Linked DNA regions of Mus musculus: regions 2 and 3 are each linked to region 1. Evidence: chromatin loops called from intact Hi-C (ENCODE). Cell type or tissue: heart. All regions are shown on one strand.

Region 1 (8,000 bases):
CCTGCATTTTTCCAGTTGGTTTTCTTTCCATTTTAAAAAATGTTCTTTACATCTATTTTGTTTGTGTGTGTGTGTGTGTGTGTGTGTGTGCGCGTGCGTGCGTGCGTGCGTGCGTGCGTGCGTGTGTGTGTGTGTGTTGGAGGCATGAATGTCACAGGATGCATGTGGCAGTCAAATGACAATTTCTTTTTTTAAAAAAGATTTATTTATTTTATGTATATATGAGTATAACGTAGCTGTGAGCCATCATGTGGTTGCTGGGATTTGAACTCAGGATCTTCGGAAGAGCAGTCAGTGCTCTTAACTGCTGAGCCATCTCCAGCCCCAAATGACAGTTTCTAAGAGTTGATTCTCTTCTCCGTCATGTATGCTCTGGGGATCAGACTCAGGTTGTCAGGCTTAGGAACAAGTGAATATATCCACTGAGCCATCCTGTCCCTTCTGGTCAGCTCTTCCTGAGGATCAAAGTCAGCCAGCAAGCCTGAGGGAGACTTCTTATGTAGCTGCGAGTGTTCTTACATAGATAGCATGCACAAAGCTCTAACCAACATAAAAGAAACAGGCTTTGTGGTACCTGATTGTAATCCAAAGCACTTTGGGGTGAAGAGAGGCAGGACAAGAGATCAGCCTGGGGTATGCAAAGTCCAAATTCACTTTTCTTTGTTGCAATAAAGACAGCATGCTGGGGGTAATTTGGTGAGGAAAGGGTTCATTTCATCTGACAGGATTCAGCCCATTAATGAAGAAAGTCAAGCCAGAAGTCAAGGCTGGAACTTATGCAGAAACCAAGCAGGAATGTTGATTATTGTATTGCTTCTCTATGGCTTGCTCAGCATGCTTTCTTAGGCCACCCACAGTGGCTGAGCTCTTCCATGTCAACCTTTAATCAAGACAATGCCCCTAGCTGGATGGTGGTGGCCCACGCCTTTAATCCTAGCACTTGGGAGGCAGAGGCAGGCAGATTTCTGAATTTGAGGCCAGCCTGGTCTACAGAGTGAGTTCCAGGACAGCCAGGGAGAAACCCTGTCTTGAAAAAGACATAAAAAAATAAAAATAAAAATAAAAGACAATGCCCCCACAGATATACTGGTGGCATTTTCTCCATTTTGGTTCCCTCTTTTTTTAAGATTTATTTACTATGTCTACAGTATTCTTCCTGCATGTACACCTGCAGGCCAGAGAGGGCACCAGATCTCATTATAGATGGTTGTGAGCAACCATGTGGTTGCTGGGAATTGAACTCAGGACCTCTGGGAGAGCAGACAGTTCTCTCGACCTCTGAGCCATCTCTCCAGGCCACGGTTCTCTCTTCCTAGAGGACAACAGCTTGGGTCAAGTTGGAAAACAAAGGAACAAAACCCCCACACAACACTCTTTGCGTGTGTGCCATGTTGAGAGTGTGGAAATTGGAGGACAACTTGCCAGAATCCGGATTTCTTTTTGTTTTCTACCTTGTGGGTCTCCCTTGGGGACTGAACTCAGGTCGTCAGACTTGGTGGCAAGTACCTTTACCCACTGAGCCAGCTTGCTATTTTGTTTTGGGGACAGGATAATGAGAAGCAGGGGACTGAGTTAATCTGGTCATGTTTTAGGAGGATCACTCGGGCTGTCAATAATAGGTTACAGAGTCTAAAAAATGGCTCAGTGGTTTAGTGGACTGGCTGCTCTTCCAGAGGACCTGGGTTTGATTCCCAGCACCCACATATGGAGGTTCACAATCGACTGTAACTCCAGTTCCAGGGGAACTGATGCCTTCTTCTGGCATCTGAGGGCACTGCATGCACATAGTAACAGACAAACATGCAGGCAAAATACTCATAAACATAAGAAAGAAATCAGATGTGGGGCAGATTAGAAGAGAGCTAGAGAGGAGGCCAGGAGGTGGGGATGAGGCTGGACAGTGGGGGAGGAGTCAGCAGCAGCTTTGCAGAGTTAGAACCTGAGAGCAAAAATAAGGGAGGCACAGAAGGCAGTTGATGGTGAAGACTTCCTGGTAGTCAGCTTCACAGTCTAGAGGGAGCCTGGGGCTAGGGCTGGGCTGAGGACAGTGCTGGGGCTGCCTGAAGCCTGAGTGGTAGCATCGGAGCCTGGAGAGTTGGGAAACTTGGAGCCCCAAGGGTAACCACTGAGGCTTCGGAGACGTGTCCAGGGTACCCAGGGCAAAATGACCCCTGCCTAACACCTTTGGCATTAGAGATAACCACACTGCTGGTGACCTTGGCAGGCAGTTTCTGTGGTGGCACTGCTTGGGTTGGGGAGTGAGTGGGAGGTGAGGGCAAGGTGTGAACAACCATTTCAAGAAGCCTAGCTTGCGGGAGGGGGGCAGCAGTAGCTTTAGGGAGGCCATGGCAAAAGAGGCTGGAGAGAGGAAGGGGACAAGGGTTTGCCCGGGGTCCAGAGGCAAGGATGAGGCAGATGTCAGGGTTGCAGGGGATGAATCCTGAAGAAGTAGATGAGAACTGAGCATCATCCATAAGGCACTTCTGGTGATGAGGGACTGCCTCTAGGGCTGGTGTTTGCAGGGTGATGCTCTGGGGGTGGTTAACAGACTCCTTTGGCTGGACAGACCCCTTAGGCACAGGCTAGAAAGCCTTCTAGTACCAGGCTGGGCAAGCTTTGCAGGGAGACAATAGGGAGCGGTGGAAGGTTACTGAATGGAAGGAAGCAGGCCACAGTGGAGGAAGCATTAAAGCCATTGTATAGGGCTATGTGTTCATGATGGGCTAGCAGGGTCACTGAGGTAGGAATCTGGAATTGTTGGTAAGTCTACAAGGAAGCTGCAGATGGTCTGATGTCACCAAGGAGGAACAAGGAGTCCCTCTGTGGGTCCATTAGACCAGAGGCAATGGCCTTCAGCTGGTTCACAGTGTGTGGGCTACTTCATGCTGCAGTGAGCCTCTCGTCTGCCTGCTGGGGTGCTGTGTGGGATCTTGGCTCTACAAGACAAGCACTATTGAAGGATTTGCTTGCTGTATTCCACCTGAGATGCTAGTGGATCCTCTTTAATAAATGATGGGGTGAAAACTTACTCCCTTTTAGGAGTGGAGGAGCAGAGGGTCAGAGCGGGCAAGCAAGGAGCACAGCTGGGAGTCGCCCTAGATCAGAGCTCCTGGCCCTGCTTTGGCCTAGCATGTTCTCCTTTCACAGGTAGCTCTGGAGAAGGGCTTACTGGGAATGAATCTAAGGTTCAGTGACTCCTATGGTCCAGGGTAGGTGGCTGGGCACCAATGGCCAGGTCCCCGGTCCAGGAACTTGGATCCTCAGGGTGCAATACTCAGCCTCCTTGGGAGGGCACATGCCCTGGGGAAGTCTGGGCTGGACTGCCACCGCTAGAGGGCGCAGCTGTTATCCAGGTGAGGGTGAGGGGCCGTTTACTTCTAAAAACCTTCTGGAACTCAAGCAGCTTTACTGGAGCTGGAAGCTGCCTCTTATGTAGTCTGGGAGACCTCTGTCGCTTTTCTGTCAACCAAGACCTTCAGACCCATCTCCCTTAGTGCTCCAGACCAGACGCTTGGCTCCAGGTATCAAATCTCCCGGCCCTGCCCTGGGGATCAGGAAACCTGGGGTCCAAATCTCCGAGTTCATAACTACTTCGGCTTGGCCCAGAGCCCCCTTGGCCTCTGAGTTGAAGTTGTGCCAAACACTGGATTGTCACCTCTCATTATTATATTTTTGCACAAGTGGGGGTGGAGTGGGTGTTGCTGGAGGGAGTGTTGCTCACCAACAGGGCCCAGAGAGAGGGAGGAAACACCCTGGGTTCCCAGCCTGTCAGGAAGCCCCCAGGGGGCACACAAGGCTCTGAAGGAAGCATTCCTGTCTGAGGAACACTGAAGGGGCCAGGAAGAACTCCCAAGGCTCCTTCCACTCTGGGGCCCCGCCCACATCCACCTCCTCTGAAAGAGGAGCATCTCTTTCTCCCCCACTGCTCTACCAGGTTTTTTGCCTGGGTCCCCCACTCTCCTTCCTCCACCCTAGGCCTACCAGCCTGCCGCCCTCCCCAAGTTTAGCCCCTTGGCTGTGTCCACTGAGGGCCTGGCGAGGGTCCCAGGCACCACACCACAGCAGCCAGCCTCCAGCCTCTGCTCCGGACAGTCCCAGTCTGTCTGGCAGGGCTGGCAGATTAGGGATTGGCTGGAGCTGCCCCCGCCTTTGAGAGGAGGGGAGGCCCGGTGGCTCACCCAAGGTCACCCTTCCTTTTCTTTCCCAGCATCCCTGCTCAACCCTTGTCCCTCTGCCTCACCTTGAAGAGAGAGGAGGCATGATGCTCAGCAGGTCTAGCACATAGGAGCTCAGCTAAGGGGAAAAGACAGTGAGCTCCTGAAGTCTGCTGTTTCTTTCAGCAAATGCTGAGTGCCTGCTGTATGCTAGACTCTTAGAACATAGCCGTGAAGACAATGACGAGCTATCAAGCACGTTTGTTTTGTGTCTGTGAACCAAGTGGTAAATCGATGAGATGCTCTGACCTGCCTGGATGAGAGCAGACTTTCCTGGGGATCTGAGGGCCCAGGAGCCTAGGCAAGAGAGGCAAGCTTCAGGCAGAGACCTGTATAAGGCCAAGCAAGGCCCCATATCCCTCATCAGGAAGAGCACAGGGGATAAATGTGCCTGGCTGTGGGCTTGGGTTTGCTGTGAGGCAGTCTGGGCCCTGGCTCCCATCCCTAAGAGAAGGCAAGGGCGCTGTCGTGTTCGCCTTCCCTCCCCGTGGGCCAAGAGTAGAAGCTCATCCGTCAAAATGGCGGGAGAGCATTCCCGGGAGACCTGAGCTCTAGCCAGGCTTGCAGGTGGCCTCAGGGAGGTGAGCTTCTTGCTGCTTGCTTCTGAGCTTCCTCAGGCTGCATGAGAGGAGGGGCTGGTCTCTGGCTGGCTCTCTCCCTTATCATACCCCAGATCCCTGGCCACATGGCACCTCTGAACCCCACGCCTGAGGGAAGAAGATTCCTGACCTTAGGACTTGGGGAACTAGAGTGGGTGGGACCTGGGGTACAGCCTGGACTGGGTTCTGTGGCATAGCCACACCCCACAGTCCCAGGGCCGCAAGGGAGGGGGAGCTGTCTCTTTAAGAGCCTCCAGGCTGCTAGGAGCAGATGGCCAGACCGGCCGGGGCCCCTTGTCCTTTGTGTGCCTTCTCACAAAAGAGGGGGCCAGCTGGGGAGGGGGCGGCTGCAGCAGGTGGGAGGGGTGGGACCTTGCCTCTCTCCTGCGCCCTTGCAGCTTGAGGGTGAAATACATCACTCGAAACCAGCCACTTCTGCACCCTGTGGCCCCCACAGTTGTCCTTAAACTCTGATGCCCCTCCCGTGTTGTGTCTCTCCTTGGCAGAAGGATCACTATATCAGGGCTCTCAGACAGCCCTCTTACCTCAAAAATAAATAAATAAATAAATAAATCTCCCCACCCTGCCCCCACCCTAGAGCAGGCTCTTCCTTTGGTGTGTGTGGGCGGGGGTGGGGGCCTGGCTCCAGGGCTAAGTGAGAGCAGTATTGGGTCCCAGTGTGTGGGAGAAGTGGCCTCCAGACAGAAGGGAAGCCTGTGGCTTGGGATCCTCTTTAGGCCTTGTGCTGGCACACCTGGGGCAGCCCTGGAGGACGGAAACAAGAACTAAGCTTGATGCTTGAGGTCTTGGGGTCTTGGCCCGGGATCCTAGGTTCTCCTATGGAAGGAGGCAAGTGGAGGAGGGGGGACCCAATAGAAGCCTTGCCTAATGGGTGCCAGAAGCAAGAAAGACGCCATCATAGGAGAGTGTGGTGTGCACAATGGTTGCTAGCTAGGCAAAGGGATAGAAACAGGAGCACCTCACTACAAGGTACAGGTATTGGGGACAGGTCTGGCTCCCTGCCACTCATTTCTAGGGGCCACTGGAAGTCGCTTTGCCTCTTGGTACAGACCCCTTCAGCTCAGATTGCCTCTGGTTCATTTTTTCTTTCTTTCTTTCTTTCTTTGTCCCAGATCTCCCCACCCTGAGGCTTGGTGCCCAGCTCATGATTTAAGGGGAGGAAAAAAGGCCCCATAACCTTGGCCCAAGGTGTGGCGGGCAACGTGGCCGCTGACTGGGTGGCCCTATGTGGCCGGACAGTGCTGAAGTCGGGCGGGGTCGTGTCTGACTCTGCCAGCCGCAGGCAAAGAGCCCCCAGGAACAGGATGCCCCAGCCAGGTCGTGGCCTGACCACAGGACCCAGGCCGGTCGGCCACAGCCAGTGGGTAGGGGCAGGGATCCCCGGTTGGGGCCAGGGCTGCTTCTAAATTTAGGAATCTGATTACAGAGTGGCCAAGGAAGGGAAGGGAGAGGAGGGTGCGCGTGCAGGCTCGGCTCGATCTGGGCATAGCGGGTGTGCCCGGGTAGAGGCGTGTCCAGGAGTCCGGGCTCCCCGTGGGAGGGACAGCGGGCGGGGGCTTCGGCCTGTGTGAGCTGCAGCACGTGCCCCAGGCGGCGGGGACGGGCACAGGCGCAGCTCACAGGCTTCGAGCTGCTGCCGGTGAGTGCGCTGGCTCTTTGTGTGCCTGGCAGGGTGGCTGGGTCTGGCTTTGAAAGTCTCTGCCCACCCCCTCCCCCAACTCCGTCTGTGCCTCCCAACCCGCTTCCCTGTCTGTCACTCTGCCTGTGCCTGTCCGGGGGGAGGGGGGATGCTGCTTCCAGCTGGGGTGACAGTGAACCCAGTGAGGAGCTCGCCCCTTTCAGCCCAGAACTTGCCCTATTACCTTTCATACTCATTCCTCAATCTTTGATACTACTGTTTTGGGTGCAGACTGCAGCAGTTGAAAGACACTAGGGTGACCCCTGGGGACCCACAGACCTAGCAGAAGTCAGGTTCTAGCCCAGTGGCTCTTATAGAAATTCATCTTGCGCCTGTCCGGCCTCCCATCCGCTTTGGCCCCCAAGGGCGCATGAAGGGGGGGATCCCCCTGCGGAAGGGGGGGCAGGGAGTTCCTTGGCAGGAAGGGAAATGGAAGGAAAAGCTGGGCTCCACCCGGGCGGTCGGACAGGCGGCCTCAGGGCCCCCGGGGCAGGCCACAGTAACCAGAGCCCAGTAGTGTGTGGAACCGGTGTGCTTGTGGGTGGGGCTGACCCCGGGCTTCTCCTGGGGGGCACTGGGGTCTACCCAAAAGGGCCAAGTCTGAGAACTCAGAGACACCAAGGGTGCTCCCTGGGGGGGGTACGTGCGCCCCATTCCGGTCCTGACCCCACCCCCTGGAGGTCTAGCCCCGGCCCCAGGCCCCGCCCCCCGGGCCCTCCCTCCCACCCCAGGGCCAGATGTTCAGCTGGCGGAGGCATCGGCTGGGGGAGGGGTGCTGAGGCCGCAGCCGGCACTACTTCCCTGCCAGCAGCTTCATTGTGTGCGCGAGGAGCGAGCGGCGGCGGAGAGCGGGCGAGCGAGCGGCGGTAGCGCGAGCGCGGCGGGGCGAGCGAGCGCGCCGGGGAGGGTGCGAGGCGGCGCCCGCGGCTGCGCTCCGCCCGCCTCCCGGCAACTCTGCTCCAGCGCCGCACGCCGTGCGCGCCGTCCTGCCGCCGGGGCTCCAGCCGGCTGGCGTGGTTGCCGTGGGGTCGGGTCGGGCAGGGTTACCTCCGTTGGGGATCGGGGCATCCTCAGCGCAGCCGAGGGGCGCGGAGTCAGCTGCGGCGGCCACTGCGCGGTAGCCCTTGCTGGCCAAACAGCGTGGGCAGGCGCGCGGCGCGGCTCCGGGGCTCCCCGAGGGCAACGCGCCCCGACTCTCCCCGGGGGAGAACCAGCCCCGAGGGGCGCACGGAGCGAGCGTGCCCCCGGCCGCGCCGTCTCCCCCGTACCCCCACTTCACAAACTTTTCTGCCGTCCTCGCCCGTGGGGGTCGCAGTGAGCGTTAGGGCTGCCCTCCGGGGCCCCGACCTCCCGGACCCTAGCCACGCTGACCTCCTGCCTCTCGTAGCCTCAGTGGCGACCCCTCCAGGCCGGGCCAGGCGCAGCACTCGAGGCAAGCGCGGCAAGCTCCTGCGCTCTCCAAAGGATCCCGTGCCCCTCGGGGCTGCC
Region 2 (8,000 bases), 350 kb after region 1:
TCTCAAGCGCTGTTGGTCCAGTTCTTGCCGAAGCAACTCAAGCAAGACCGCCGATTAGAACAGGCCCGAAGCTTTCAGCAGGGGTAAGAGTCTTACTATGAGGACTGGGGCTTTGGGTACCAGAAGCATTTTTGAAGATCTTATTTAGATGCTAGTTCTGCAGAACACCATACCCACCCCCTAACCTGCCTCCTCCAGATGGTTTCTGCCAAGGACAAACTAGTGAGTAGCGCCTGCTGGGTAAGATTGAACTAGGCTGCAGACCTGATGACTGTTGGCGTATCTTGTGGAAGTTTTTACCCACAAGACCACTCTCCAGACTCATCAAAGTTGAGTGAGTTTGTAGGAGTACAAACCAGTGAAAAATTTAGGAGGTTTGTGCCTGGGCATTAGGTTGGGGCAAGGAGAGGAGGTTTGAGGCGTTTTGCATTTTATTATACTCTATTATGTACCGTCTTCTCTCCTTTTAAGATCAGTGTGTATCACTCACTGATAGAGATTTGAAAAGAATAATGTGCAAATTAGAAAATAATCAGAAAGCTCTGACCAGAGGGGGAAGGGAGAATGAATAATAGAATTTATTTGAGAATAAGTTCATAGTCCAGTGCAAAATGCACACACCTTGTGGAAACCAGCAGCCCATTCCAAGGAATAGAGAAGAGGAAGACACATTTAGAGTTGAATCGAGGAGAATTAAAGTTGCTGTGAATAAATCATCTTTGGCCACAGGTTTAATTATAACAGGGGTGTTTAGGGACCAGCAGGGTATGCCAATCCAAGATGAATGATTGCTGGGCAGGGGTGTCCCCTGAGAAGCAACATTGTGGCAGGACGTGGTGCTCTTTGTGCAAAGTTATGGCTTGTGGGATTCCTCAAAGTAGCTCTTGCCAGCAGTGCATGCCAGCACTCCCTATGGCTGCATTTTTGTCTGAATTTGAGACCAGGGACTCCATTTTGAATGTGACACTTCTCACCTACACACTCAGTTTTAAGCAATTGGAGACAACCAGGGCGAAGCTGTTGAACTGTATGAAGGCGAATGAATGTCTTCATAGAGTCAAGTTTGCAGGTGTGTGTGTCTCTTTCGATGACAAAACTGAAAGGTGTCTTAAAAGCACAGATCTGTTCAGTCACACAGACTTTCCAACAGCCGTGGAACGATGTTTACAATGTGATTGCAAAACCATTTTCTAGAGAGAAGCCGGAAACTAGTTTGGAGCTCACACCCAGCAAGAAGAGGACAGAGCTGATTCCAACATCAAATTCAGAGATCGAAAGCACACAAAAAAACCAAGCAGTTGAGGTGCGTATCCCAGGAATCCATAGGATGAGTGTTTTAGTTTCTTGGTCATTGCTCACTGCATCGTGTTTTACTCTGCGTCTAATAAATATCTGCACCGACATGAGAGATTGGTTATGTGTTTTTTAAAGTAGATTTCCTGAGGCACATTTAGCCCATATTTAAATTCTAGATTTTTAAAATATGCAATTAGACACATTCTGATATTGTTATGTTAGAGCTGAAAAGAGAAAAATGGCAGGTTCCTGGGAAGGAGCTGACATGAGATTACCCTGCTCCCTCAGAAGACCTTTATTAGGAGGAGAGAGAGCTTCACAATGTGGGGGGGGGGGCAGCATCAGGCCTTGGAGCGGGAGAGCTGGAGAGCTGGAGAAAGAGAGTGTCTTAGCAGCCACAGGCCTTGGAGGAAGAGAGTGCTGACCCTTCATATCCTGAGAGCAAAGGCGTTTCTAACTCTTACAGGGTTTGGAAGTGTGTGTGTGTGTGTGTGTGTGTGTGTGTGTGTGTGTGTGTGTGTGTGTGGTGGGGTGGTGGAGGGGGGAGGCATCATATCACATGATCTATCTTGGCCATGTCACTGTACCTAAGGGCATGGTGGCAGGCACAAGGTAGGACCGTGAATTTGTCCTGTAGCTCCAGGGGATGGGGTTGGTGAAGGGCTTCAAGGCCATAGAGCAACCTGTTTCTTATCACCTCTCTGTCTCAGACAAGGGAGCTGCAGGGGCACACGGCCTGGTTTTTGAGTAGGGGGAGGAGAATGAACGTGCATGAGCCAGCAAGAGGGTCTGTGGTCTCACAGATACACGTATTCAAGTGTGAAACCCTTTGCCATCATACACATCCATAAGCATGTTTTTTTTTAATTTTAATTTTTTTGTTTGTTTGTTATTTTTTGAGACAGGGTTTCTCTGTATAGCCCTGGCTGTCCTGGAACTCACTCTGTAGACCAGGCTGGCCTCGAGCTCAGAGATCTGCCTGCCTCTGCCTCCCAAGTGCTTGGATTAAAGGCATGTGTCACCACTGAACATGCCTGCTTGTCGTCTCTTCCCTGTTGCCCCCATGCCTCTATCTCCAGGCAGCGATCAGTCTGCTTTCTGGCAGTTGTAGATTAGTTTGCATTTTGTAGAGATGGTGCATGTATCTAGTTTTAAGACATTTTTTTGCACTGATTGATTGATTGATTGATTGTGTATGGGGATATGGCACATGGGGTGGGGTGGGGGCAGAGGACAGCTTGAAGAAGTTGATCCTTACCTACCATGCGGATTCCAGGATCAAATTAAGATTTGGCTGCAATGTCTTTTACCGGCTGAGCCATGTTTTCTGGTTCTCTAAGCCTTGGCTTTAGTGAGGAGTTCGGGGTCTGCTGGAGACCTCAGCTGTAAGCTACCACTGGCTAGTTTACTATGACCTTGTGATCCTTTCATTTAAATGGTCTCTTTAGCAGAAGAATCCTAATAGCCACACGTTTTCCTTTCTTATTACATAGCAGAAAAGTGTGTGATTGGTCTGTATATCAATTATTTTGGGTTATAGAGATGTCAGTCATCCTAACATTTTTACAGGACCAATGCTTGTGTCTCTAATGCCACAACCAAAGAGAATTTCTGGCTTTCCTTAAAGGCTCTTCCACAGGGTACTGCAAACATTTCTGTCAGTGTTGGGGGTCTGTTCAAATGATACTTCCAAGGAAGAATTTATATAAACACAGAACAGCACTAGTTGGCAATAGTTATGAATATTCATAAGACCTTCATATTGCACAATTCAAACATCCTCAGTGGAGTGCTTGCCAAGTCAGATTTGTTTTTCAGTAAGTATTATGGGGCAGAAAGTCCCTGCTGCCTCTGGAGCTACAGGGAAGCTATTGCTTTGAACACTTAAGATCCCTCTGAAACAATCGCAAAGACTTGTGCTATGGATGATGAGCTCCAAGAATGCTGTGCTGTACTGTGGAAGTGCTTACACGGCACTTTGTTAGTTGCAGGACAAAGAAACGAATGAACTTACCAGATACAGTGGTAGGGTGGATGGGCAAGTGGTTCCAGCCAAGCCGGGGACTTCCAGTTAGAGGCTTCAGATGCTGTCTGACCACAGCCTCAGCACTTGGATGGGTAAAAGCTAGTTCTGAAGGGTCCGTTGTATGGTTCTGATAGCCACAGGGATGATGTTAGGTCAGACAAGGGCTGGCTTTCCAAAGGGACTAAACATATCCCAAGATAATTTGCATTTTAACTCCCTGTAACCATGAAATTTCCTCATCTGCTTTGTAGAATCTTTAGCACAGGTGCGATTCCCTTCCCCCCCATCCCTCTGTTTCTCTTTTGGAGGCTTCCTCTCACACTCCTAAGTAATGGTCTCTCCCTCCCAGCTCCCTGTGGTGACTCTGATGTCTGGTTACATACCAGCTAAAGAGTTAGTATGCTTTATAAATGGACCAAGCACCTTGGGTTTGGTTCTCCTAGAGTTGAAAGTAACACTCTTACTGTGGCCTTGTTCTTGCCACCTGCCCCCTGCCCAAGGCAAGAACAAAACTCTCTCCCCACTTCCTTGCTCCATGCCCACTTGATTTGATTTAGGATGCCTTTAGAGTCTGGCGTTTAACTTGGGTGAGGGCCTAGAGCCGAGTTGTCAGCCTATGCCAAAGAAATAAGCAGTGGGTGCCTGGAGGGCTTTGAAATAACAGTGTATGTCAGACAGGGTGGAGTCAGACAGAGTCAGGGTAAAGGACTCAGAAACTGAACACTGGAGTGTTGGTCGGGGTTGGAGGCCACTTTGGAGGGTAGATATAAGTTCCCACTTTCCCCAAAAATTTGGAGAATGAGAGAACTTAAGGAGAGGGACCTTGAATTTAGGGTGAATAACTCCACTTTACTAAACTGTCTAGTGACAAACTCCCCCAAACTCAGTAAACTTATTTGTTTAATGAGCATAGGGGTTGTGTCTGCATGTATATATGTACACTCCCTCCTCCTCCTCCTCCTCCTCCTCCTCCTCCTCCTCCTCCTCCTCCTCCTCCTCCTCCTCCTCCTTTCCCTCCTCCTCCTCCTTAGCTCTGAGGGAAGGGACTTAATGGAGTCATTGAAATCCATGTTAAATTTTACAATAGGAATCTGCTTTCCGGAGGTGAAGCCTGGATTTGGCTGCCCTCTAGTGGCCACTTACTTGCCACTGTATTTCCTCTTCAGGCAGAAAAGGAGAGCTGGTACTGCCGGGAACTAGGTAGTTCTGGGGGGCTTGTTAGTAAGGAACCTTGTAAAGCTCTTTGTATCCCTCAGCTCTGGTCCCTTCAGCGAAGCACTGTGGTGTAGACTGTGTGCCTTGTGCCTAGAAAAAGGTATTCCTCCAGTGAGCGGCGTTTGCGAAACAGACGTGTAGGTCTCAACATACTCTCTTCCACCAAAGATAAAAGCTTGGAGGACTGCCCAGATAGCACATTAAAGTGTCTGAGAATCTGATCTAAAGCGTGCAAAACATTGTGGGATATTGCCTTTTAATTTTAAAATTTTAATTGATTTTATGTGTATGGTTCTTTTATCTGCTTATATGTATGTGTACCATGCATGTGCCTGACACTCAAGGAGGTCAGAAGAGGGCATTAGATCCCCTAGAACTGGAGTTATGGAGAGTTATGAGTCTCTGTGTGGGTGCTGGAAATTGAACCTGGGTCTTCTGTAAGAACCAAGTGCTCTTAACCTCTGAGCCATTTCTCCCTTTGTTCAACCCTGTGAACAAAGTATTTTTTTAACATTTTATTTTATTTATGTATATGATTTCTTTTCTGTATTTATGTCTATGTATCAAGTGTGTGCCTGGTGCCCTCGTAAGTGCTTTAGACCCAGAGATGCCAGAAGAGGGTCCTGGAGTTATAGACAGTTGTGGGCTCTACTATGTGGATGCTGTGAACAGAACCCGTGTCCTTTGAAAGAGCAGTAAGTGCTCTTAACTGCTAAGCCATCTCTCTAGCTTCCACACTTAGTAATATTAAAGTTCAAGATGGACTCTGGATTGCAGGCTCTCTGGAAGAGCGGTGGAAGTCCGTTGTGCTTTAAAGTGCCCTGTGTGTATGGGACTTACTAGAGGGTCTGTTGACCATGGCATCAGAGGGATTTGTTTGGAGCACAGTGTGGATGGTTCTATTCCCAGCGATGCTTCTGAAGGCAGTGGTTATTTCAGCGGCACAGAAGCATGGCCCAAGGTTGCAATACTGACTGGGCTAGGCAATAGCCCAACTAGCCGGCCAGGGGTGTATACTGAGAGATAGCTAAAGGGGGCCTTGAGAAGGCCACACATTTCAGCTGCACTGGATGGCGTGTGCAAGGCTGGCACACACACCCAGGAGGTTCCCAGGGACCCTGGTGCATCTCTTACTGCTGGGTGAATGGTAGGGCTTTTGAGTACAGAGATGCGTTGTCACATTCAGAGTTGAGAGTCAGCAGGCTGATCACTAGCACTAACACCCCGATATTGTGACAGGGTGGGGGTATTCTGGCGACGAGGGTTCAGATTGGCTTTCTTTTTGTCAAGTGATGGGTCACAGAGAGGGGCTCTACATATAGGCTGAGCTGTGGCTCTGGTGTTGTCGGGCATGTGCATGCAGTTTATCTGCCTCTTTCTTTCTTCCCATCACAGGGCAATCCAAGACCCAGACCTGGAGACCTGATTGAGATTTTTCGAATTGGCTATGAACATTGGGCCATCTATGTGGAAGATGACTGCGTGGTCCACCTGGCTCCCCCAAGTAAGAGTGGATGGATATGCTACTGGGATAGTGGTTAGAAATTAGCAGTGTAAATGGAAGGATGACCAACCACTGCTATCCTCAGCCACCATCCTTTAGCAAGAAAACATTCCTGGACTTTTATTTGTTTATTAGCAAGTACCAAGTGTCCAGTGTTTTAAGAATGACAGGAGTTTAGAGTGTTCCTAAAATCCTTTTCAACCTCTGGGTCTGATGCCGATCATTTAGCATCTTTCATCACCTGAAAACACAAAGGACCATTGCTCACATCACCTGGTTCATGTTGTTCCCAAGTTATGCTTTCCAATTCCTTACCATCTTTGTCACTTTCCTGCCCAAAGTGAAAGCCGTTGTCTTCCAGATATTCCAGTGTGCTCTAGGCCACCTTATCCTAAGTCACTAGTTCTCAACCTTCCTAATGCTGTGACCCTTTCATACAGTTCCTCATGTTGTAGTGACCCCCCAACCATAAAATTATTTTTGTTGCTACTTCATAATTTTGCTACTGTTGTGATGGTCTTAGGTAACCCCTGTAAAATGGTCATTTGAACCCCCAAAGGGGTCATGACCCACAGTTTAAGAAACACTGTCCTAAGTGTTCTCCTGGTCTTTATTTCATTTCCTATGGTTTCAGCTGGACTTGGGGCTTATTAAAGAGAAGTGGAGATTTGCTGAGGGATCAGATGGTGAAAGTAGAGGGAGCTTATAGAGGGATGTGAAACAATTTACAATTGAATGTGGTCTAGCATCACTGTTCCTAATGGCCATCTCAGGAGGCTGGACCCGAGGGTAGGGTGGGGAGGTGGGGGAGGGGGAAGTGATCTGGTGCCTTTTGAAGTTTGTGTCCTGGGCAGTTCTTGGCTGGCTCAAGAATGGAATCACAGAAAGGCACAGCCAAGGTCTTTGATTTGCTGCTTTGATTCTTGCGTGTTTTCTCTTGGGCTCCATCTTCCAACACATGCTTATAGTATATAGCTTGATTTAATTCCACATTTTTTCTTTTTTATAGCCTTGTGTCTATAGGCTGCTGCTGCTCTGCTTCCATTAACATCCAGAAAATTAAAGTTAACAGCACTATTTAGTCTATCCCTGGGGGTGGGGTTCTTTATTCTTCCTTTTTGTTTAATAAGCATTTCTTTTAATGTGTGATTAAATTAACTTTTTGTCCTGTACAATTGTGTGGTATACCATAATGTGATATATGTTATAGTATGCAAAGAACTGCTTTGTCTTACTGGAGACATGTGCAGAGACATTGACAGTATTGATTTGCACAGGTACCTGTATAGTAGCCGTTACTGACAATAACTGTGAAATTACAGAGTCAGCTTTTTCAGAACTCAAAGCAACTGTCCATCAAACCCTGAGTATGTATCAATGGTATGGTATACAAACTCAAGTTTTCTAAAGTCCGCAAAATGAAACACATCTATATGCCAGATTTCACTTCTTTCGATACTCCTATGATTACTTCTGGCTGGTAATGGAGTTTGGTTATATACAAAGAGCAAGTAGGACACTGTCTTATAATTTCCTTGACTTGTTGCTAGGTGATGGAAACACTTTTTAAGCTTTTACTATAAACACGATACTTTTTATGAAATTTTGAGGCTTCTAACACATTTCCTATAAATACTTGGTCAATTTCTTAATTTCCTTGTGCTAATGGATCTGACAAGCCTGAGTGAGATGAAATATGGATGATATATCATGGTTAGTTTCTGACTGCCTGTTGCAATTGCATAAATAACAAAGTTAATTTTGAATTATCAGGAAATTCAGCAGTTTCTATACGCAAAAGAACTCTACATATTGAGAGTAATTATATTAAGAGATCAAGGAAAATCTAGTAATACCATAAAGATTGTACACATCTCTGATTTTGGAATTGAAGTGTATGGGTTTATTTTTATTAATTTTTAGCGATAAACATTTTTGTATATTTTATATATTTCATAA
Region 3 (8,000 bases), 170 kb after region 1:
CAGAAAACTCACTGTCTTGGGGTCCATAATTTCAGGGTGCTGAGCTGATGACCGCTGGTCTAATGCTGGTCTAATGCTGGTAGGTGGCAGCATTTTCTGTTGATAGTTATTTTCTCTTTTCTGATAAAACCCTATATATGCCCTATTTTACCACCCCCCCTCGGGACAGGGTTTCTCTGTGCAGTCCTGGCTGCCCTCGAACTCAGAAGTCCGCCTGCCTCTGCCTCCCAAGTGCTGGGATTATAGGCATTCGCCACCACTGCCCGGCTTACCTCTAAATTAAAGCCCAGCAACTAACCTTCAAGGAGTCAACCAAGTCTTCTACCAGAAAGAGACGAATAATGAGTTTGAGGGCCTTGTTGACATGCACCATCGCAGCATTCATGTAGTTGTGGAAAGCTTCTGAAGACAGGGTAATGTCCACATCCAAGTAGGCCCTTCCGAGGAAGAAAAAACAGTCGCACATGTGACACACAAGGGGAAATTCTTCAACAGCACAGTGGTATTTTAGTGTGAAATCAGCATTCTAGAACTCTGTAGGGGACACAGCTGTCCTTTACTCGATAAAAGCTAATATGCCAGTTATCTATGAATGTACAATGAAGAACTATCTGGTGTAGATATATCAAAATACACTCTGTACATCAGATAGCAGAGGGCTTGCCTAGCATGCATGAGATCCTGGTTCAATCCCCAGCATTATAAAACAAGTAAAAACCAAAAATTCATTTGTGTGTTTGTGTGTATATGCATGTTGAGTTCAGAGAACTACCATGGGTGTCATTTCTCTGGCCCTATCCTGTCCTTCTCTTTTTCTCTTTCTTTAACAGTTTCCTACCGACCTACTGTCCAAATACACTGTTTTATTTTTAATGCACATGTGTATGTACGTGTGTGTGTGTGTGTGTGTGTGTGTGTAGTGGTTTGAATGAAAATGACCCCACAGGCTCATAGGCAGTGGTACTACTAGAAAATGTGGCCTACTAGGAGTGTGCTTTGACGTTTTAGGAGCTCAAGCCAAGCCCAGTGGTTCATACTGCCTCTTTTGGTCGCCTGTGGATCCAGACAGAGGTCTCAGCACCATGTCTGCCTGTACACTGTTATGCTTCCCACCATAACAATGGACTAAACTGTAGTAAACTCTGAACTGTAAAGGACTAAACCTCTCAAAAGTTAGTCCCAATTAAATGTTTTCCTTTATAAAAGTTGCTGTGGTCATGTTGTCTCTTCCCAGCAATAGGACATTGTCTAAAACAGTGGGTACACACATGGTGCACAAGTAGAGGTCGGGGGACAGTTTGTGGCAGTTGGTTCTCTCCTTCCACCATGTGGGTCCTAGGGACTGAAATCAGATTGTCAAGCTTAGATTGTCAAGCTTTTACCTGCTGAGCATCTTGCTGGCTAGGACCTTGTCTTAGCAAGTTCCAGAACACCCAAAGCTACGTAGAGAGACCTTGTGTCAAGCAATCACCATCAAAACAAAAACTTAACAACAACAACAACAACAACAACAACAAAAAAGGCCTGGGACTAGAGCTCAATGGTAGAGCACTTGCCTTGTATGTGTAAGGTCCTAGGCTCAATCTCCAAGCTGTGGGCAGGGAGCATAGTTTAAAAAAGCAAAGGAAAGACTGAGGAGGGTAGCAATCATGAATATGTTAGGGCTGCAAACTATATAACACACTGTGTTTTCAGAGGCTGAGATTAAAAAAAGGGTGGTGGTAGGTGTATAGGCAGGCAAAGGGTCTCAACTACATAGCCCCTAGAACTTACTGTATAGATAAGGCTGGCCTGAACTTAAAGAGCTCTGCTTGCCTTGGCCTCCCAAATGCTGCGATTTTGGCATGCCACAGTGACCATGTCTGGCATTCTTGTTCTGAGGGGTAAGCCTGTGCTCATAACCTGTTCATTCACACAACAGCTACTGAGCGTCTACTGCTTATCAGGTTTGAAGACATCTTGAGGAGCTCAAACTCTTGGAAGAGCAGAAGAGTAAGAGGCATGTGTTCATTTTCCTGTTTATAAATATAAAGGTTTTAAACATGAGATGTTTCCAGGTATGGAAGCAGAGGGAGGTGGGTTTCTGTGTTTGAGGCCAGCCTTATCAACACAGTGAGTTCTTTGCCAGCTAGGGAGACACACAGAGACCTTGTCCCACCAAAACAAAACAAAACAAACAAACCCTGTCTCCAAACCGTCCCATGTCTCTAACACCCCCCCTCCCGACAAAAAGATATCTGAGCTTGTAAAATATATTCACTAAGTCAACAATTACTATATTAATTTATAATTACAACCCGCACTCTAGTTCCAGGGGACCAGATGCACTCTTTTTGCCTGCAAAGGCACCACATGCATATGTTGTACAGGCATACATACAGGTAAAACAGCCATATACATAAATATTATTTTAAAGGGTAAAAATAACTGCCCCTAGACTCAGGGAAACTGCACTAGAGTTAAAGAAAATCAGAAATAAAACCCCCTGGTTCTAGAACTTGGAATTCAAAGCTGTTTCTAGCTGTTACTATATAGTACTGAAACATGGACACAATGGCTGACTGAGGGCTGCCCTGGGCAAGCTATTCTGTGCCCTGCTCTGGATTTATAGCTCTGGATTTATTAGCCTTAAGTGTGAGTCTCTAGTCAGTTAAAAGTTCTCAGATACTAACCTAATTACTTCTTAGGGTGATGGCAAGTATTTAGGGACTGCTTTTGCCATCTATCTGTAAGAGACAGGTTAGAACTTCAGACATGTGCTATCTCAGCAAACTTACTTGAATGGATGTCCTTCTTCTGACTTCTGCACAGCTTGAATGACAGACTTATAGACTCTGAAGCTGATGGTGACAGAGAGAAGAGCCAGGATGAGGTAAGAGACCACACTGATAACACTGAAGGCTGCCAGAGAGAGCAGCATGATCAGTGTGGTGCCAAAGACAAACCCAGTCTTCTTCACATCTCGCCAGAAAATCAGATCGTGCACTGCCAAGAGAGGGGGAATAGAAGTTAGAGAACCCAGGACCACCTTGGCTGTGCTGTGCTTTACTGGCTGCCATCTATCTCCCTAGTATCCTGGCACCTCTTTACTTTTGATTTTGTTATTATGGGTTGTTTTTTGTAACCCAACCTTTAACTCCTGATCTCCTACGAGCTGGGATTGTAGGCCTGTGACACATATCTGACTGTTTTTATTCTTAAGACACAGGGTCTTGCTAAACTGTCCAGCCTTACAAAAATGGACAAGGCCTCTAGAGTTGGACAGATGAGAGTCTGAGTCTTGGCCATTTCTACCTGTGCTACTTTTCACCATTCTAAGCCATTCTCCATTGTAAAGTGAAGAAAATGGCACCATCTCCCTAAAGCTGTTTCAAGTCCAGTGCAGGTAGAGTGTATTATTACCTACATGCAACAAACTTATGTGATTTACTAGGAAGGAGAGGTTTTGAGATTCCTGCTGGGAAACTGAGTTCCAGGTAGTGGATTTTGCAAATCGGGAGAAAACAGGGTTCCAGTCAGGTGCACATGATTGAACTGAGCCGATACAGGGAACTGCATGAAGGAGACCTAAAAGGGCCAGCGCTAAGCAGGGTAATTCCTATAGTCAAAAGTCAGGCACACACCTATGTCGAGTTCTCATGTCTATAAGTATAGTTTCAATACAGAATGCAGAAAGGTTTCATGTCATCAACCAATCAAACAAATTGATGATATGTGCCCCAAACATGTACCTTTTTAAAAAGAGAAGGTAACTAGACAAACTTACCTGGAGAAATGTCCTACAAAATAACTAATCTATATTCTTAAAAACTACCAGTGTAGGGCTGGAGAGATGGCTCGCTGTTAAGAGCACTGGCTGCTCTTCCTGAGGTCCTGAGTTCAATTCCCAGCAACCACATGGTGGCTCACAACCATCTGTAATGGGATCCGGTGACCTCTTCTGATGTGTCTGACAGTGACAATGTACCCATATATATAAAATAAATAAATATTCAAGGAAACAAACAATTACCAGTGTAACCAACAGCGGACTGGAGAGATGGCTCAGCAGTTCCAGAAGACCTGAATTTAGCATCCACAGATTGGCTCACAACGGTCTGTAACTCCAGTTCCAGGAGAGTAACAGACCTCTTTTGGCTTCCATAGGCACCAGGGACACACATGATGCATACATACATTCTTACTTATAGGCAAACACTTATATAAATAAAATTAATAAATCTAATTTTATTACACAGAAAGAAAATAAACGGATTTCTACATTTGCAAAGTTGAAAAGAGCCACTGTGTCCTCATGGACTTTACTGCCACCTGCTGGAAAGCTGTTATACAAGATAGTCAGATGTACAATTCACATGTGACTAGTGCCCCTTAGAGGCATGCAGAATATAAACTGCATAACAATACAGAAAAGCTCTAGGCTCAACCAGTGGAATTTTGGGCCTAGACCAGAAAAAGGGCATTAGGGAATGGCAGATAAAGGGCAATATTGTGCTACACCTCAAACCTCAGTTTGCAGCTTTGCTTCATTTGGCCTTGGCCTGCAGTTACTTCCTGCCCTACACTCTGTATCCCATCACTCTGAATGATCTTACAGCTTTGTTTCTTCTAGGAGCACCTCCACCTCGTTTATCTTTTATAGACTCTTCAGATCTGTGACAGAACAAACTCATAACCCAGAGCCAGTGTGACTACAACTTCCCTTTGTTTCCTTATACTGTTCCTCAACATGGAAATTTGCCAAATGTATTCAGTACAGACCACCAAAAAAAAAAAAAAAAAGACTCTGTGTGTTTGTGTGTGTGTGTGTGTGTGTGTGTGTGTGTGTGTGTGTGTGTGTGTAGGGGTGGCAAATCATTTGGCAATGTTTACCTCGCTGACTCTCTGGTAGAATTAAGAGACAAATGTGACAAAAGGGTAGCTGTCAAAGTCTAATGTGAAGCCTTTAGAATAGATGTTCAATCTAGCAAGAAGCCACAGTAGTTTTGAAATCATCTGTTTCCACTGCCAGTACAGCATTTTTGTTTTGTTTTGTTTTGAGACAGGGTCTTTTCTCTCTCCTCTCTCTTCTCTCTCTCCCCCTCTCCCCCTCTCCCCCTCCCTCCCTCCCTCCCTCCCTCCCTCCCTCCCTCCCTCCCTCCCTCCCTCTCTCTCTCTCTCTCTCAGCTAAAAACCCAAGTGGCTGGGTACACCTTGAGGGATTTTTTTCATTTGAAGTGAGAAGACCCACTTTTAATCCAGATCTTTTGTTTGTTTTGTCTTGTTTTTCTGGACAGGGTTTCTCTGTGTAGCTCTGGCTGTCCTAGAACTCACTCTAACTAGGCTGGCTTTGAACTCACAGAGATCTACCTGCTTCTGCCTCCTGAGTTCTAGATCTTTTGAGATGGGAAGATCCACCTTTCATCTGGGCCATACCTTCTGCTGGCAGCCTATATAAAGGGCACAGAAGAAGGAAGCTTTTGTTCTCTGCCTGCTTGGTCTCACTGGCAAGTCTATTCCTTTACTGACATTAGAGCCTACTTCTTTGAGATTCTGATGAATACTGAAGACCAGCTAAGATATCTAATCCAGACTCATGGTCTGAACAACTACTGCATTCTTGAACTTTCTGTTGATAGTCTACTTATTGTTAGACCAGATGGACTACAGCAGATAAACCATTCTAATAAATCCCGTATATATTTGTATGTACATACATATATTTTTCCATCCTATAAGTTGTTTTTCTAGAGGATCCTAATACAGTGGTCATACATTTTTTTAAATTTAAGGTTTAAAAAAAGATGCTTACATGCAAAAATGGGCTTATTTATAATCTTGAGCAGTTACCACTCCTTCAGAAAGTTCATTATAAACAAAAAGTCAATGGGCTGGAGAGATGGTTCAGTTTAAGAGTGACTGCAATTCTGAGGGACCAGAGTTTGATTTGCAGTACCCACATCAGACAGTTCACAATTGCCTGTATCTCCAGCTCCAGAGGATCTGATTCTTCTTCTGGCCTCTACAGGGACTTATACATATAGCAGATACAGATACAAGTGAAAGCCTAAAACAAACTACTACAGTAGTTTGTGCCAAAACAAGACATTTATCTCATGCAAAATACAACTTAAAAAAAAAAAGCATTAGCACAGGAAATAGGGCCAGACAACATCTTTAAGTGATTTTCAATGATGAAGCTCTAACTTCAGTTATATTGATATGTACACAACAGTATGATTTAATGTATATTTACATGCTAAAGTGTCATACTCATCTCTGAGATGAAAACAACAACAGAACCTAGATCTCACTATAATTCAAGTACAGTGCATGCTATGTCAGCACAGCAGGAGCCTTGAGTTCCTCTTGCTATCTGAACTTCCCTTTTCAGGACATTGCCCTGTTGCTGCTGCAAGACAAAAAAGAAAACATACTAAGGAGAGCCCAGGTAAGTGTGCTTACAGAAACCCATGCTCAATCCTCACCAAATCCAGGGAGCATTTTATATTCCTGTTTTGTTTAGTTTTGTTTAAAAATCCAACATACATTTATTTATTTATTTAGTGCTGCACGATTGGGCATGCATTTATGAGCATACCTGTGTGTGTGCTACCAAACACTTTCAAGGGTTGGTGCTTATTAGAAGCTGACCCCTCCCATTTCTGCCTTCACTACTGATTTTAATATGGGTTAAATAATAACAGGGCCTTTATTCTCCCTACTGTTAAGTTTCTGGACTTGTTTCCAAAAGTCTTGGTATTTGTATTTCTCAGGTAAAATGAGATTTATGTTCCTACTGTACAGACTGTTTTTCAAATCATTAGACCACAAATAACTCCTTCAAACTAGGTCTACCTGACTTGAAAAACAAGGCTTTCTGAAATTGGCAGCCCATAATGATGTTAAAAATGTAACAATGCGTTTATGCTAAATGCTAGTCCGAAAAGTTCCATTTCTGTTAAGCTTTGCTTGCTTGCAAAGGTCATAAAATACCTTTACAAGAGTCTGTCCACTATAGCTGGGGTCACTTGCTCACTTCTGGTCCCAAGGAGAGCAGGTAGCCTGGCTATTACTGAAAATTCTTGCCTTGCTCATTTTCATCTCTGCTGAGTGTTTGGAGCTCCAGTCCGACACAGTAACAGTGTTCTCCTTAAATCATATAGGTTCTGGCCATGAACTCAGGTCAGGTTTGGGAGCAGCTGCCTTTCCTTCTGAGTCATCTCAATAGTATTCCTCTAACTGGAATGTTGCTTCATAAACTTAGTGAAAATCTGCTTTCCACAAATTATATATATTGATATACTAGTTCCATGCCATTAAATCAAAGAGTAGTAGAACCAATGGAATCTTTCATACCAAAAGGATTTTTACTTTTAAATACCTGTATTACTATCATTTATGTTTTCTTCAATCATCCACATTTACATGTTTTGGGTAAAATCTTTCAAAGAGAATTTTTTTAAAAATATTTATTTATTACATGTAAATACACTGTAGCTGTCTCCCGACACATTACAGATGGCTATGAGCCACCATGTGGGTGCTGGGAATTGAACTCAGGACCTCTGGAAGAGCAGTCAGTGCTCTTAACCGCTGAGCCCTCTCTCTAGCCCCAAAGAAAATTTTAAAATAGGAAAAAACCTCAAGAAACCAATATATCTAAAATTTGTAGTTATATATTAATCTTAATATCACTATAACATGTAGAGTAGCTTGGTTTTTTGTTTTTTGAAGACAGGGTTTCTCTGTATAGCCCCGGCTGTCCTCGAACTCAGAAATCCCCCTGCCTCTGCCTCCCGAATGCTGGGATTAAAGGCATGTGCCACCACGCCCGGCTGTTTTTTTTGTTTTTTTAAATATAGTATCCCTGTTTAGAATGTGTCAATATCACATTAGGATATGCATTTGTGATTGATGTGGAAAGAAACCATACCCTGCATTTCTTAGGGTTTCCTCAAGTTAACTGTGTTTAGAATAAAACAAATTAAAGAATTCATCAAAATAAATGAAGCTGGAGA

What was found. Peaks named below come from ENCODE experiments on the same cell type or tissue, not always from the same donor. Only the 100,000 strongest peaks of a DNase experiment are listed, where the experiment ranks them.
Region 2: it touches region 1 in a loop (3-fold over the local background); 2 of 42 quality-filtered maps call a loop at or near these places.
Region 3: it touches region 1 in a loop (6-fold over the local background); 8 of 42 quality-filtered maps call a loop at or near these places.

The regions. Positions count from the first base shown.
Region 1 is chr19:7,260,952-7,268,951 of GRCm38, forward strand. Rcor2 (REST corepressor 2) reads left to right here and starts at 7,328. Exons shown (of 12, transcript NM_001320554.1): 1 at 7,328-8,000. In heart, CTCF peaks have their summits at 3,318 (motif pointing right) and 7,930 (motif pointing left); DNase peaks (open chromatin) are centred at 4,120, 6,330, 7,160, 7,990 and 2 weaker places; H3K4me3 peaks cover 4,174 bases; H3K27ac peaks cover 5,389 bases.
Region 2 is chr19:7,613,341-7,621,340 of GRCm38, forward strand. It overlaps Plaat5 (phospholipase A and acyltransferase 5), which reads left to right. Exons shown (of 6, transcript NM_025731.3): 2 at 1-83; 3 at 1,195-1,303; 4 at 5,933-6,041. Among named protein-coding and RNA genes, the nearest start is that of Plaat5, 4.8 kb to the left of the region's middle. In heart, a CTCF peak has its summit at 4,468 (motif pointing left); no DNase peak of the experiment used is centred here; H3K27me3 peaks cover 2,069 bases.
Region 3 is chr19:7,432,154-7,440,153 of GRCm38, forward strand. Rtn3 (reticulon 3) reads right to left here. Exons shown (of 9, transcript NM_001003934.2): 4 at 2,778-2,985; 5 at 299-437. Among named protein-coding and RNA genes, the nearest start is that of Mir6991, 14 kb to the left of the region's middle. In heart, a CTCF peak has its summit at 4,317 (motif pointing left); no DNase peak of the experiment used is centred here.